2 separate regions of the Homo sapiens genome follow, and region 1 is linked to region 2. A link is a contact called in ENCODE POLR2A ChIA-PET data. All regions are on one chromosome and are shown on one strand. Each heading gives the region's core, a stretch centred on a gene start or an enhancer-like site at or near the end of the contact. The rest is flanking DNA. Distances are from core to core; before and after follow the strand shown. Region 1 holds the start of TNS2-AS1 (TNS2 antisense RNA 1). Region 2 holds the start of SMARCD1 (SWI/SNF related BAF chromatin remodeling complex subunit D1).

Region 1 (5,103 bases), core at 208-2,707, 3.0 Mb after region 2:
GCCCTGTCTCTGAAGAGGTCCCCTGGTCCTCTTCCTTCAGGACAGGGGGAGGAGGATCCCAGGGCCCTGGAGCTGGCTTGGGGGAGCTGTGTGCCCAGGGGCGGGGTCTCCCGGTGAAAGAAGCCAGTGTCCATCCCTGGCCATGGCCTGCCTGCTTGGCTCTATATATAACTCCTGCCCTACAGCTGGATGAATGGGGGTCTGTGTGGGCTGGGGGCTGAGCGCCAAGAGCAACAAGTGGGGGGCCTGGGGGGTGGGGGACCAAGAGGCCAGAGGGGAGGTGCCCTTAAATAGCGCAACCTCAGCTGGAGCCTGTGCCCATCCACTGAAGGCCCCTCCACCTTCCTCCTGAAGCTGAGGGGCTGCCCCATCCTCAAGCCCACGAGAGCCCTTCACCAGGAGCTCAGTTCCTTACTCGGTCCCCTTCCAGGTGACTTCAGCCTGTCAGGCCTTGCCTCCCGTGGAGTTGGTGAGTGCGCTCTGGGATGGGGTGGGGAGGGCAAGGAACCTGGCCATGGTGTCCAGAGGTCTGGTGGCTCCAGAGAGGGCCCCCAGGAGATGACCTTGAACGGAGTGCTGTGGGTATTGCTCATCCTATGAGGAAAGAAAAAACTGTCTGAGTCCTCTGCTGATCTTGTGCCCTTGGGCCTGCTGGGGGTAGGACTCCTCTCCCCTTATCCAGTACAGCCTTCAAAAGGACACTGACATTCCCTTCCCCTGTCCCCAAGGCCCACATTGGTCCTTGCCCCTGCTGTAACTAACCACTCCCTTTTCCTCCCCCATCTCCCTCTAGCGGCGAAACACGGCCCCAGTCAGGCGCATAGAGCACCTGGTAAGGTGATGCTGGAGCAGGAGGGGGAAGCAGGTAGCTTTGGGAGTAAGGATCTAGATTTCCTGAAGACAAAAAGGGCATGGCTCTGGAGTGGGCAGTCTAGAGTAGGGGGTACCCAAAGAGATGTCTAGACACTGTCTGTTAACCACCAGGGATCCACCAAATCTCTGAACCACTCAAAGCAGCGCAGCACTCTGCCCAGGTAAGTGAGGGTGCTGGGGTGGTCCCACGTGACCCCCTTTCCGCCGGCCCCACACCTCAGCCCAGGGCACTGCCCCGCAACAGAGCTCCCCGGGACAGCCCCCCACCCCCAAAGCGGTATTCTCCCTCCAGACCGATCCACCCACCCTCAGGACCCAGCAGGCTTCACCTGCTGCCCAACAGACAGCCTTCCCGTCACACTAGCCACCTCCGGGTGCCCCGCCCCTGCGTTCATGCGTAGGCTCCTCCTCCCCAGGAGCTTCAGCCTGGACCCGCTCATGGAGCGGCGCTGGGACTTAGACCTCACCTACGTGACGGAGCGCATCTTGGCCGCCGCCTTCCCCGCGCGGCCCGATGAACAGCGGCACCGGGGCCACCTGCGCGAGCTGGCCCATGTGCTGCAATCCAAGCACCGGGACAAGTACCTGGTGAGGGGCGGGGCCATCAGGAGTCCGCCAATGAGAGGGATGTAGGGTCCAGATGGGCGAGGCTAATCACTGACGTCACCAGCGGAGGCGAGGCCGCCAGGGGGCGGGACCAGAGTGGTGGGGTGGGGGCGGGGCCCGGAGCGCGGCCTGGAGCGGAGCGGAGAATCCTGGAACGCTGGCGACTTGGCTGTGACTGGCTAGGCCGGGCCTTAGCTACCTTTTTATTTTCTTTATTTATTTACCTTTTTTTTGAGACGGGGTCTCACTTTGTTGCCCAGGCTGGAGTGCAGTGGCACGATCTCACCTCACTGCAACCTCCTCCACCCGGGCTCAAGCGATTCTCCCACCTCAGCCTCAGTAGCTAGGATTACAGGCGTGCGTCACTCACGCCCAGCCAATTTTTTTTTTTTTTTTTTTTTTTTTTTGTATTTTTTGTAGAGACGGGGTTTCGCCATGTTGGCCAGGCTGGTCTCAAGACTCCAGGGCTCAAGCGATCCACACCCGGCAAATTGTTGTAATTTTAGTAGAGATGAGGTTTCACCATGTTGGCCAGGCTGGTCTCGAACTCCTGACCTCAGGTGACCCGCCCGCCTTGGTCTCCCAAAGTGCTGGGGTTATAGGCGTGAGTTACTGCGACCGGCCTGCACCTTATTTTAGAGGAAGATTCTTACTTAGGATCCACCTCCACCTCGTGCCTCATTGCCGGAGATCATTTCTGTCTAAAGCCCTCCCCCTTTATTTCAGCTCTTCAACCTTTCAGAGAAAAGGCATGACCTGACCCGCTTAAACCCCAAGGTATGAAGGAAATGGCCTGCCCAACCATTAAACCAAGCCACCCCAACCCCAGAAGCCCCCAGCTTCCTCGTTATTAATAGTAGCAATTGGCATCTACTTCACTCTTAAGCACTTTCCCACTCTCCCATGATATATTACTGGAGACACCCCAAAACGTGATGCAGCAGGTATCAGCCCATTGTATGGATAAGGAAAGTGCCGAGGCTATCATGGACAACCAGCAGACCCCCAGCCTTGCCCCCGGACCCCTATGCCCTGTCCCCTTTCCACCCTGCCCATCTCTCTCTGTTGGTGGCCCCCGGCCCCAGTTGCACCCCTGCATTCTCCCCAGGTTCAAGACTTCGGCTGGCCTGAGCTGCATGCTCCACCCCTGGACAAGCTGTGCTCCATCTGCAAAGCCATGGAGACATGGCTCAGTGCTGACCCACAGCACGTGGTCGTACTATACTGCAAGGTGGGCCAGGACCTCGGGTTCCCTGGTGCCTGGAGGTTCCAGGTCAGCCTGGAGCTCCCAGACCCTCATCCCTGTCTCTCTGTCTGTCAGGGAAACAAGGGCAAGCTTGGGGTCATCGTTTCTGCCTACATGCACTACAGCAAGATCTCTGCAGGGTGAGGCTCCCAGCGCCTGAGTAGCTGCTTCCCCAGTGGCCCTTTCTCCAGCTGGCCCCTTAGGAACCCATCTCCCCTGGAGCCCACCTCTTCGTTGAGAGTCCTTTGCTGTCAGCTTAGCACTTCCACCTCCCTTTTATCACTAGTACTGCAACATAGTCTGCAGCAGATGGTCTGTAGAGTTTCCTGGGGCAGCCACAAACAGGGTGGTGTAAAACAGTGGAAATGGGCCGGGTGCGTTGGCTCACGCCTGTAATACCAGCACTTTGGGAGGCTGAGGTGGGCAGGTCACCTGAGGTCAGGAGTTTGAAACTAGCCTGGCCAGGTGAAACCCCATCTCTACCAAAAATATAAAAATATAAAAATTAGCCGGGCGTGGTGGTGGGCGCCTGTAATCCCAGCTACTCAGGAGGCTGAGGCAGGAGAATTGCTTGAACCCAGGAGACGGAGGTTGCAGTGAGCCCACACGGTGCCACTGTACTCCAGCCTGGGTGACAGAGTCAGACTCCGTCTCAAAAAAAACAAAAACAAAACAAAACAAAAAACAGTGGAAATGTACTCTCTCACAGTTCTGGAGGCCAGAAGCCCCAAACCAAGCTGTCAGCAGGCCCTTGCTCCATCTGAGACTCGGGATGGAATCCTTCCTTGTCTCTTTCTAGCTTCCAGTGGTGGGCGGCAAGCCTTGGCATTCCTTGGTTTGCAGACACATCACTGTAATCGCTGCCTCTGTCATCACATGGTGTTCTCCCTGTGTGTCTCTGTCTGTGTCTCTTCCTCTCTTCTTATAAGGACACCAATCATATTGGATTCAGGGTCCACCCTCCTTCAGTATGGTCTCATCTTAACTAATTATGTCTGCAACGGCCCTATTTCCAAATAAGGTCACATTCTGAGGTACATGTCTTTTGGGGGGATATAATTCAACCCATAAGATGGTTTTGTTGCCCTGTTTTACAGATGAAAAAACTAAAGTTCAGGGAACAATTGCCTGAGGCCCAACAACTAGTAAAGTGACTGTACATGGTGCTTCTCATTCTCATTACCACTACTCTGGGCTTCTTCTAGACTTAGAGAATCATATTTCTCCTCCATCCCCTGGGGCTTAGGGATGGGAGGCCAGGATGAAGATTAATCCCTAATCCCCAACACTGGCCTTGCTATCCCCAGGGCGGACCAGGCACTGGCCACTCTTACCATGCGGAAATTCTGCGAGGACAAGGTGGCCACAGAACTGCAGCCCTCCCAGCGTCGGTGAGCAGCCTGGGTGGGGATGGGCCAGAGGAGCAGCTCCCTTCATGGCTACCAAGGCCAAGACTCTCTTATTCATGCAGCACACTTTCACTGAGTGTGCCAAGCGCCGTGCCAGGTGCTGAGAATTCAAAGTGGACAAAGCCCCTGCTCTCATGGAGCTTTCATGCTAGTAGGGTGGAAGGCAGTAGACCTGGGAATAAATAGACGAGGAGATCAGTCATAAAGAGAACCTGAAGGACAGTCAGGGCCTGCCACTATAAAGTGAAGCAGAGCTCTGGGGAAAGAGCTTTGAGGCAGAGGGGAGCAGGAGGGATTGAGGTTAGATGCAAGGAAGAACTTTCTGGTGACCCGGAAGATGGGAAGGAAGTGTTGAGCAGAAGAGCGAGCCTTCTAAGGGTGGATGGTTGAAATGATACAAGGTGACCTCCAGAGGAAAAGGCTTATGTTCTCCTTGACACGCCCTCCACCAGATATATCAGCTACTTCAGTGGGCTGCTATCTGGCTCCATCAGAATGAACAGCAGCCCTCTCTTCCTGCACTATGTGCTCATCCCCATGCTGCCAGCCTTTGAACCTGGCACAGGTGAGTCTGCCTGAGATGTGCTCCCTAGGGAGAACCACCTTCAGGCCCTCTCCACTCAGCACCCCTCCTGTGCCTTCTCCTCTGCCCCTCCAGGCTTCCAGCCCTTCCTTAAAATCTACCAGTCCATGCAGCTTGTCTACACATCTGGAGTCTAGTGAGTGCTCTATTCCCAGGCCCCTGACACTTCATGACCAGGGCCCCTCTTGCTCCTGCATTCCTGCTTCTCCAGCCTCCCTAGACACCTGGGCAGGGCTCAGACTCTGGTCTCCTGGCTCCCCCTGACTGCATAGCTGCCTCTGCACGCAGGAGCTTCTGGTTCATCTCTGCCTTCTCCTCTCTCCCCACAGTCACATTGCAGGCCCTGGTCCCCAGCAGCTTTGCATCAGCCTGGAGCCAGCCCTCCT
Region 2 (5,622 bases), core at 1,255-3,754:
ACAAGCTCTGCCTCTTTCTGGCCTCACCCTCTCCCCCAACCCGGGCACCCTCGGCCCTCCCTGCAGCCTTAACATTCTCTTCCCCTGCTCCTCCTATCCCATTGCCCTCTGCCCAGCTGACAGTGGCATCCCCAGGGAAGGGGTTGCTGTAGAGATAGCCCCCACCCAGGGGATGGAGGTCTACCCTGGACACTAAGCCAAGTGTGTCAGAGACAGAAGGGAGCTGGGGATTGGCGACTCCTGAAGTTGGGGCAGTGGGATGCTGACAGGCAGAAGCTGAGGTCCTCAGTCAGTGGCCTTTCCTCCTTCTGGGTGCCCAGCCCCCTTTCCTCACCTGATACCCAAGCCCACCACTTTTATTTTCTGGTGAGGTGGGTTTGGGAGGAAAGAGAGGCCTAGAGGAGGAGTTGAAAGCTCTGCTGTTGTCTCACCCTATCTTAATGAGAGACAAGTGAGGTGGAGGGCCTGCCCCCCCTCCCTCCACCAGACACTCCTTCCAGGCCTGAGCCCCAACCCCTCTTCAGGCCTTCCTTCCCTAGCTGTGTCTTGGTCTTCAATCCCAGAACAGGACCTGTGAGCAGCTGCATTGGCCTGGAGCTGGAGAGTAAGGCTGTAGGATCTTTGGAATCTCTTGGTTCCTAAGAGTTTCCTCAGAGATCATACCTCCCCAGAGGGAAGCAGGAATGAGGCCAAAAAGTGTGCATTGGATAGGGGAACAGCAGGCAGGGCTCTGGGTGACGCATGCCTCTGGTCTAATAAACTGGGTTTCAACCATCTCCTCTTCAGTGTTGTTCTCTTATTTGAAAAAGTATTTAGATATTCTCACTAAGTGCCTAAAGCTGAGCTTGGTTTGGGGCCAATTAGGGGATGAGTAAGGAGAAGGTTTGAGTAGGGACACTGTGGTCCCCCTGGGATGGGACAGGCTGACCATTATATCAGGAATAGTTTGAACCACTGGGCAGGGAAAGAGGGAGAAGTCAAAGGCAACAAAGTTCCAAAACAGAATCCCCAATACAAAGGATGCTTTAGAGAGAGAGAGCAGAGTCAAAATTCAAGATAAACTGGAACTTATCATAAAATCTGGAAGCAGGCTGGCACGGTGGCTCATGCCCGTAATCCCAACACTTTGGGAGGCTGAGACAGGTGGATCACTTGCGGCCAGGAGTTCGAGATCAGCCTATGCAACATAGTGAAACCCCCATCCCTATTTTTTTTTTCTTTTTTGAGATGGAGTCTCGCTCTGTCGCCCAGGCTGGAGTGCAGTGGCGCGATCTCGGCTCACTGCAAGCTCCGCCTCCCGGGTTCACACCATTCCCCTGCCTCAGCCTCCCGAGTAGCTGGGACTACAGGCGCCCGCCACCACGCCCGGCTAATTTTTTTGTGTTTTTAGTAGAGACGGGGTTTCACCGTGTTAGCCAGGATGGTCTCGATCTCCTGACCTCATGATCCACCCGCCTGGGCCTCCCAAGTGCTGGGATTACAGGCATGAGCCACCGTGCCCAGCCCCCCATCCCTATTTTTTAATATTTAAAAAAAAAAAAATCTGAGGCCAGGCACAATGGCTCACACCTGTAATCCCAGCATTTTGGGAGGCTGAGGAGCACAGATCGCTTGAGCTCAGGAGTTCGAGACCAACCTGGGCAACATGGCGAAACCCCATCCCTACCAAAAATACAAAACAGTCTGGCATGGTGGTGCATGCCTGTGGTCCCAGCTACTTGGTAGGCTGAGTTGGGAGGATCACTTGAGCCTGGGAGGCGGAGGTTGCAGTGAGCTGAGATGGTGCCACTGCACTCCAGCTTGGGCGAGAGAGAGACAGACCTCATCTAAAAAAAAATAAAAAATAAAAAATAATAATCCGGAAGCAGGTTAGGTCAGAGAGAAAGTTAGGATGAAGTTCCCACGTGAGGTACTTATTGAGGCACTTTATCTGTGGAATGAGTCCCGGGCTATGAGCAAGGGTATCTGGAATCTTGGCTTCGGCTTTATGGCTAACTTGCTGGTTGACCTTTGCCAAGTCATTCACCTGTGAGTTCAGCTTTCCCATTTGTAAAATGGAATAAACTGTGTTTCCCTCCTCAGCCCCTGATAGTTATAGCAGTAAGAAAACGAAACGAAAAGCAGTCAAAGCGTTTTGGAAAGTTAACGCCATGCGCCAAGATGAAGCTATTACTCCAAGCCCCTCTTCATCAGAGGGCTCGAGTTGGGGTTGAGACTGGGGCTGAGGCTGTGGTCCGTCCCCCTTTCCAGGTCCTTGTCTTCCTCCCGTCGGCCTGGGGGCGCCCGCTCACGCGGCCTCTCTATTGCAGAGCTCTTCTCTATGGTTTTCCCTCCCGGACCGTGAAGGCGGGAGGGCGTGGCCAGCACGCCTTTTCCGCTAGTCGCCCCGCTCTATCCCATAGTCTCGCTGCCCTGAGCCTCCCGTGCCGGCCGGCCGGCCGGGGGAACAGGCGGGCGCTCGGGGGGCGCTCGGGGGGCGGGGGGAGTTCCGGTTCCGGTTCTTTGTGCGGCTGCATCGGCGGCTCCGGGAAGATGGCGGCCCGGGCGGGTTTCCAGTCTGTGGCTCCAAGCGGCGGCGCCGGAGCCTCAGGAGGGGCGGGCGCGGCTGCTGCCTTGGGCCCGGGCGGAACTCCGGGGCCTCCTGTGCGAATGGGCCCGGCTCCGGGTCAAGGGCTGTACCGCTCCCCGATGCCCGGAGCGGCCTATCCGGTGAGTGGGGCAGGAGGAGGGGCGCGCGGGCCGGGGGCGGGGCCGAGCGGGGACATGGGAGTGACAGGGGTGGGGGGAGAAGTAGGAGGGACTCCCTTGGGAGGGGTTCGGGCTCTGGGTGGGGGTTGGGGGAGGCAGTGCGCAGAAAGAGAGGGGGAGGCAGTTACACACCTGCTCCTAGGGGCATTGTTTCCCTGGGGAGTCGGTAGAGAACCTGGGTGGGTGAAGTGGGTCCAGGGATACCTGTATGAGGGCCGGAGTGCAAAGGGGCTTGAGCAGCTCCAGTGATCAGAGGAACACAGAACGTGTAGCTGACAAATTGAGGTCAGCTTCTAAAGAGATAGTAGCTAGCAGAGTAAATGTGGAACTGGCGATGTCCGATGTGTCCCATCCAAAATAGACTGAGAATTTGAGTATAATCTGGCTCTCGCTTAGCTTTTGGACTCTGTTTTTCTATGGAGTCACTACTGGAGCAAAGGGTTCTCCTCTCATTGTCCTCCATTCCATCCCTAAACCTTACTTCATTCAAAGATCTCAGGCGTTCCCTGCTTTTCTTTCTTGATGGGGTTTAGCAGGTGAAACCATGACATCTCTGGGTCCTCTCCCCTCTGTAGAGACCAGGTATGTTGCCAGGCAGCCGAATGACACCTCAGGGACCTTCCATGGGACCCCCTGGCTATGGGGGGAACCCTTCAGTCCGACCTGGCCTGGCCCAGTCAGGGATGGATCAGTCCCGCAAGAGACCTGCCCCTCAGCAGATCCAGCAGGTCCAGCAGCAGGCGGTCCAAAATCGAAACCACAAGTAAGATGATCCTGGGGCAGAGGGAGGGAGGGAGGGAGCCTGGGAGGACACAGGTGGTGGGAGTACCTGAACCAAGAAGTGGTGGTGCTGTGTCAGCAGATGGTGCTACAGAACTCATCCTTGAGAATGCTTGGTGGTGGTGGTGGTGGTGGTAGTTCTTTGAGAGAAGCTTTGCAGTCCCTTCACATTACTATAAATGGACGTGCTGACAGCTTATTTTCACGTTCTGACTAGTTCTGTCCCAACCTGATAATAGTATTTATTCCCAACAGTGCAAAGAAAAAGAAGATGGCTGACAAAATTCTACCTCAAAGGGTGAGTCCAGGCTATATGTCTTCTGGAAAGTGTGGTGAGTTTGAGTATAGAGATGATCATCCTAGATTTCAATTAATTTTTCTGTTCCTAAGATTCGTGAACTGGTACCAGAATCCCAGGCCTATATGGATCTCTTGGCTTTTGAAAGGAAACTGGACCAGACTATCATGAGGAAACGGCTAGATATCCAAGAGGCCTTGAAACGTCCCATCAAGGTAACACAGGAAAGTACTAGGCAGAGAGCCAAAGGAGAGGACCCAGGAACCTTCAGCAGAATTAGGATGAGAAATCAAAGGCACAGCACAACTCTCCTTGGCATTTAAATTGCATCTCTCCCTTCCGCCTACAAACTGAGAATTACATTAGGAGGATAAGAACAGAATGGCAAAGGGGGAGGGGCTCTTGATGTCTCTTGCACTACAAATATACCCTTGTCCATGTTTTCGCTGTAACTGCTCTGCTACCTTGGGAACCTGGCACCTTGCATGACTTTGTCCACCTGGCATCCCACTATATGCACTTGTACTTAGGCTGATGGCCAGTACTCCTCTTCTAAATGGAATCTTCATCCACCCACCCAAGGGACTGGGTAGACAGTAAGCCAGTCTGTTAGGAGTAATTTTGGGGTTTGGGGAGACCGTTGTCTTCAACATCAGACCACTGAAGCCCCACGATCAATCCTGTTTCTGCCTTCCTCAGCAAAAACGGAAGCTGCGAATTTTCATTTCTAACACTTTCAATCCGGCTAAGTCAGATGCCGAGGATGGGGAAGGGACGGTGGCTTCCTGGGAGCTTCGGGTAGAAGGACGGCTCCTGGAGGATGTGAGTTCAAGGTCCACAATGGTTGGCATCTAGGGTGGGAGCTGCTGGGAATGAACAGTGTTGTCTGGTCAGCAGGAAGCCTAACTGGTGCTCACAGCTCCTTTTGGGAGCAGTAAGGAGAGGGACACTGTTCCCTGCACTGAAAGACAGTGGTCCTTTGTGTTTGCCCCCACACCTTTGGCCCTCACTGGTATCATATGGAGAACCTTATTGTCCTGGGATCTGATTTGTGGTTTACCTTCCTCTTGGTGCTGCTGGCCATTGGATTTAGCCATATCTGTAGATTATTTAGTTTTTTTTTTTTAATCGAGTTTGCACTTAATTTGAGGCTGTGTTTCCTCTCTGAGTCCTTGTGGTATCTCCATCTTCTCAACTTTCACTGGAGGCACCCCACAGTTTAAGTAGGATAGATTTCTCTTGACAGGCTCTTTGTTGCTTCCTGGGGAGCATCAGCTGACAGGTGATAGTCCCCAAACTTCCCACCCCAGAAGCTCCTCGGGGAAGCTCACCTTTCTCTCATTCCCTTACATTCTCTGGCTCTTATTTTTAGCTGCTCGCAGGCAAGCTAGTTGGAATGCACTTTTGCAGGAGAACCAGGGCTCAGTGTCAGAGCCTCCTTCTCTATATAGGTCCGGTCCATCTGCTGGTGGTGTCATTCTGTCCAAATAAAGCTGTTTTTGTTCTGGCTGCTTATTGCCTGTGATTCATTTCCCCTCTAGAGTCAGACTTTTCTCTGTTCAAACTCGCTTAGTTATGTGCAATGGTTTGCTTAACTTGCCTCATTTCCCTTGGGCAAATGAGATGGGTAAAACAGTGACCCTCTATGTGTTCTAGGCTGCTTCTTCAGGGTTCTGTTGCTACTATGATTGGTTTAATACCTGCAGATGCCTACTTTGCCTATCTCTCTTAAGAGATATTCAGAAGATATTTTTTGAGTTTTTTTCCATTGTTGTTGGGGTTCCTTTTTCATAGGA

What was found. ChIA-PET counts read pairs that join two places held with the same protein, here RNA polymerase II (POLR2A).
Region 1: POLR2A ChIA-PET joins it to region 2 with 14 read pairs in activated B cell. The contact joins the promoter of TNS2-AS1 here to the promoter of SMARCD1 in region 2. POLR2A ChIA-PET finds 5 or more read pairs at or near these places in 2 of 52 experiments (GM12878 and activated B cell).

Annotation. Positions count from the first base shown.
Region 1 is chr12:53,052,981-53,058,083 of GRCh38, forward strand. TNS2-AS1 (TNS2 antisense RNA 1) reads right to left here and starts at 1,458. Exons shown (of 4, transcript NR_033854.1): 1 at 1,341-1,458; 2 at 416-594. It overlaps TNS2 (tensin 2), which reads left to right. Exons shown (of 29, transcript NM_170754.4): 4 at 431-469; 5 at 794-832; 6 at 985-1,034; 7 at 1,290-1,461; 8 at 2,206-2,256; 9 at 2,588-2,710; 10 at 2,801-2,865; 11 at 4,033-4,116; 12 at 4,587-4,699; 13 at 4,793-4,853; 14 at 5,047-5,103. It overlaps MIR6757 (microRNA 6757), which reads left to right and starts at 3,964; the gene lies at 3,964-4,032. RefSeq lists an enhancer at 501-740.
Region 2 is chr12:50,082,838-50,088,459 of GRCh38, forward strand. SMARCD1 (SWI/SNF related BAF chromatin remodeling complex subunit D1) reads left to right here and starts at 2,505. Exons shown (of 13, transcript NM_003076.5): 1 at 2,505-2,709; 2 at 3,324-3,511; 3 at 3,784-3,826; 4 at 3,919-4,041; 5 at 4,526-4,648. The coding sequence starts at 2,533. It overlaps ASIC1 (acid sensing ion channel subunit 1), which reads left to right. Exons shown (of 12, transcript NM_001095.4): 12 at 1-774. RefSeq lists enhancers at 998-1,730, 2,088-2,347, 3,197-3,928 and a silencer at 2,418-2,857.